2 separate regions of the Homo sapiens genome follow, and region 2 is linked to region 1. A link is an interaction called in ENCODE POLR2A ChIA-PET data of the cell type or tissue named here. Cell type or tissue: Panc1. All regions are shown on one strand.

Region 1 (2,500 bases):
TCTATTTTCTGGGCAATTTCCTCAGCGTTATCTTCTGACTTTTATAATGTGGTTTTTTGTTTTGTTTCTTCCACCATATTTTTAATTTTAAGCTCTTTGTTATTCTCCTAATGTTTCTTTTAAAATAGCAACTGTTGGCCGAGTGTGGTGGTTCAGGCCTGTAATCTTAGCACTTTGGGAGGCCAAGGTGGGTGGATCACGTGAAGTCAGTAGTTTGAGACCAGTTTGGCCAACATGGTGAAACCCCATCTTTACTAAAAATACAAAAAATTAGCTGGGCGTGGTGGCAGGTGCCTGTAATCCCAGCTACTCGGGAGGCTGAGGCAGGATAATCGGTTGAACCCAAGAGGTGGAGGTTGCAGTGAGCCAAGAATGCACCATTGCACTCCAGCCTAGGCAACAAGAGTGAAACTTCATCTCAAAAATAATAAATAAACAAGGTGAAATCAAATAACAACTGTTCTGATTTTATGGATGCAATATATTTTAACTCTTTGAGGATGTTGATGATATTTTTCCCTAAATTTTTTTCTCTTGAGATTTTTGTTCCTACAAGTCGTTTTTTAAATTTTGTGTTTGCATTGTTCTCTTCTTTCTGATAATCCTTAGTTGTGTGTTCATGATTAGAACAAATAGACCAAAAAATTCAACTGGAAGCTATGAATATATGGGTGTCATCCACCTTAAATTTCACTGTAGGGTTCTCTGGGTGAATTTATTAGCAACTTGTCAGGTTTTCAATAAAGTAACTCTTCCAGTCTCCTACTTAGAAGAAAAAGGTCTGCGTACCAGCATTTTGGGAGCCCAGTGTGAGAAGAGAGCTGGGATTCAATATCTGGTTGCTGTGTGTGTGTGTAACTTAATCCCATTTTTGGTTCTATACCTATGCTTTCATCTGTGCAAGCCCATTACCTCTTCAGAATTTAAACCTCCAGGTATTATGCCAGGTTATTGTGGAATGGGATGGGGAAGTAGAGCACTAAATGTTTCTCAAAGCATACCTTTCACCCCAGTGCTTTTTATTTTGGTTCTTCCACTTCAACCCTTAACTTCCAGAAGTCCCTGATACATACTGCCAGTTTCTGTTTCTTTTGCAGATTCTGCAGTGTAAATAGGGTTGGTTTTGTCAGTGTGATAGTTGCAGTCTTAGGATTTAACTTTCCTGGTGTCTTCTGGTCCATCTCCTTCACCTTCAAAATTGTGTTGATATTGTCTTTTCTGATCTTGACCTTCTGAGTTATGTCTTTAAAACAACAAATCACTTTTCTGTAGTTTTATTGAATATAGCAGTTGAGCAAGACTAGTTGTTTATGTTCAAACTGCCACTTTAGCATGGGCCCTCTGCCTTTTTTCTTTCTACGTGTGTCTTTAGCAAATGTAGGGATTAGAATTTAAAGAGTCATTCTGCTGCCTTTAAAACAAGGTTTTCTTTATTTTTTTGAGACAGAGTCTTACTCCGTCGCTCAGGCTGGAGTGCAGTGGTGTGATCTCGGCTCACTGCAACCTCCTCCTCCTAAGTGATTCTCCCTCCTTAGCTTCCCCAGTAGCTGGGATTATAAGCCTGTGCTATCATGCGTAGGCTATTTTTTGTATTTTTAATAGAAGCGGGGTTTCACCATGTTGGCCAGGCTGGTCTGAAACTCCTGACCTCAAGTGATCTGCCCGCCTCAGCCTCCCAAACTCCTGGGATTACAGGTGTGAGCCACCACGCCTGGCCTTAAACAAGGTTTTCTTGAGCTGCCATCTTGACAGATGCCATCTAACATACCTGTTTTTAAAATGTGTTAACAACACTTGTTTTTATAAATTTTCTATTGTGTCTTTTTTTTCCAAATTGTTGCTTCACAGTGTAAAAATGCTACTGTAATGATTAGCTTGAATGATGTCCATACTTAAGGCATACAGTGCTGAATTTTACATTAGATTTACAAAATCGAATATTAGATTTTCTAAAATCTTTCCCTCTCAGCCATAAAGTGTACTTGGTCTTATAGCAGTGAACAAAAACCATCACTAAGAAAAAATGTTTGTTTATGTAAAGCAAATAAATAATTATCTTTAACATGCACCGGAATCACTGACTGGCTTATAAAAACAGATTGCTAGGCCCCATGCCTGGAGTTTCTGATTTAACAGGCCTCGAGATTTTGAATTGCTAATAACATATTTTCAAGTTATGCAGATAATGCTGCTGGTGTAAAGATCACACTTTAAGAATCACTGATACAGACTATATTGATCCTTGAAACCAAGAAACAAAAACATCACCAAAATCCCCCTGTAAAGCTCTTCCTGTTATTCTTTACGTTGGACAATTGAGTAAAACGTTGTACTTAGTCTGTTGTTGCTCTTCTTGCCTAAAATACATGTTTACAGCAATCATCTTTCAAGACAAGCATGCAATATAGTTGGTGTCACCATTTTAATTAGTGAATTCCTTCCTTTGGTCTACTATTGTTCCTTTCTTTCTGAAATACACGTTTAAAGTTTTGTGGGCTGG
Region 2 (2,500 bases), 200 kb after region 1:
AGCTATATTTTATCTGCAGTATCAGCAAGATCATATGACACAACGTAGGCTGGTATCACTTAACAAGCTGGGTTGTTTTTTTTTTTTAAACCCATGGCATAGTATTGGAAAGAGGCGCTAATGCATACCACTGCATGTCTAGCTTCTTACTGTATTATGATGAATTAAAGCTTTAGATCTGACTAATTGACTCTGAATCCCTGGGCTCTGCAATGTGATGCCCTCTCTCATAAAACCAAACATGAAGACTGATTTCTACAGCTTAATGCAGCAAAGTGGGCTGCCCTGTGGAATGACTATACTCTTCTGGGTTGGCATGAGAGGTGTTCAGTACAGTCCTCTTTCTTTAGAACTTGGAAACAGTGAAAGAAATATAGGTGTTACTTTACTAAGTGAATCAAGAGTGGAAAGGAGAGGGAACATAGCTAAAGAAAAGATGCAAATGTTTCATGATTTTGATCGAATCACCTGTATTTTTCAAATAAAGCCAACGCTCCATAACTAGACATTTTGAACTCTGTTGGGGACACATCTAATACAGTGAAAATCTATAGATTCATTTAACACAAGTTTATTACTTTTAAGAGCATATGTTACTTAAACTAATTATCAATGAAAAGCTCCCAAATTCTAGCAGGCCTGCTAACTAGGCAATTCTTTCATTTCAGTTAGTCTGTTATTAAACTGTTTATGCTCTATAAAATGATTAACTTTAAAGTGCAATACCATAGTAGTCTTGTTTATAGTATAATATAAACATACTCTAAGTTGACTAGATTTGAAAGTGTAATAAGTGAGTTTCAGTTTTTGTGCTCAGACAAGAATGAAAAAAAAAAAAAACAAAACAACCGAAAAAACACAAACTTTCATAATCTTTTGATTAGGTGATATAAGTACTTTTAAAGGTATTTTTATTCCCATTTACATAGGAATTGACAGCAAATAAGTGAATAATAATGCATTTTTAAAAGAATTACAGTAAGCTCATATTCATAGAAGCAGAGAATCTGGAGTTTCCAGTGACATTCAAAGTCATCCATTTAACCCAATTCAGAAAGCCCTTCCTTCTACAACTTCCACACAGTAGACCAGTTATACTCTTGATCTCTTCCAGCGGTGGGGATCTCACTACATGAGGCAACCCACTCCATCTTTGGCTAGCCGAGACAGTTAAAAAGTTCTTTCTTAAGATGAGCTAAAATCTGCCAAACTATAACTTTCCATCTGCTTGCCTTACTTTTTCCTCTTGGAAAAATCTAAACTAAACATGATTTCTTTTCTATATGGTAACTGTTCAAACATTTAAAAACAGTTATCACATTCCCTTTGCTTTTTTTTCCGTTAATTTTCCTTTTCATGTACACTTCAGTCAAGCCAAGTTTCCCCATTTTACAATTATATGATTGTTTTTGGAAAACAAATGTAGAACTTCATATTTGTGTTTGTTAAATTTCATTTTGTCAGGAGAAATACAAATAGCTGATAAAATTTTAAAAATAATTCCATCTCAGTAGCAATAAAAAGAGTAAGTTAAAACAATCAGATATCACTTATAACCTACACATGAGTAAAGATTAACAGAAGATGAAACCAAGAATTTTGGCAAAGGAGCAGGAAAACAAGGACCCTCACATACCGCTGTGGGAGAGTAAATCTATATGGCTTTTTTGGAAAGCAAGTTAGCATCATATTACATGTCAGCAATCATATTTCAAAAATTATCTTAAGGAATTAATGGTTATGCGCAAACATTCAGTTATAAGAGTTCATGGCACCAATGTCCAAAATAACAAAATTGAAACCAATCATACAATGGTTAAATAAATTACAGAATGCCTACTGTGGTATTGAAAGGTGACATTACAGAAGAATATTTAATAACGTGTCATTAGTCAGAAAAAAAGTAAGTTTTACAATTGCATGTGATGTCTATCCTCTAAAAAATAAAAGTGCATATTTGTCTTTCTATATAAATATATTTATATAAGGGGAGAGAGAGAGATAAATATGAACAAAAAAATCTTGGAAGGATTCACACAAAAGTGGAGCCAGTGGTCATTTAAATGAAGCCCCTTCTCGGTTTTGTGTAATCATTTTACGTCATCGTTGCGGACGATGGTGAATCATTTTTCTGGCACACACTCTACTAGCTCCTCCCATACCTTTTGGCTTTGTATCATCTTTAAATGCAACAAACACATTCCCTTTGCTTCTATTCAAATCATTCTGTGAAAGGTACAACAGGACAGGGCCTAGGACTGAGTGTGTTTCATTCTTTGCCAGCAGGATTGCACTGTTCCCTCCAATGGGCCAAGGCATGCCAGTTTGACTGTGGGTTGACGAAAAGATGAAATTTCATTAGTTTAATGATGTATTCTTTTATCAAATACTAATGAAACACCCAGTAAAATTCAGGCATGTGCTAGATATTGGGCTTCTTAATCATCTATAAATCAGTATCTCGTTTCGCTTTAAGGGCATTTAAACCTGGGCCAGGGAC

The links. ChIA-PET counts read pairs that join two places held together with the same protein. Peaks named below come from ENCODE experiments on the same cell type or tissue, not always from the same donor. Only the 100,000 strongest peaks of a DNase experiment are listed, where the experiment ranks them.
Region 2: POLR2A ChIA-PET joins it to region 1 with 12 read pairs; 2 of 35 experiments call an interaction of 5 or more read pairs at or near these places.

The regions. Positions count from the first base shown.
Region 1 is chr1:218,325,887-218,328,386 of GRCh38, forward strand. All of the region lies in intron 4 of RRP15 (ribosomal RNA processing 15 homolog), which reads left to right. Among named protein-coding and RNA genes, the nearest start is that of TGFB2, 18 kb to the right of the region's middle. In Panc1, no CTCF peak of the experiment used is centred here; no DNase peak of the experiment used is centred here.
Region 2 is chr1:218,530,002-218,532,501 of GRCh38, forward strand. No RefSeq gene overlaps it. Among named protein-coding and RNA genes, the nearest start is that of LINC02869, 21 kb to the left of the region's middle. In Panc1, no CTCF peak of the experiment used is centred here; no DNase peak of the experiment used is centred here; H3K27ac peaks cover 1,682 bases.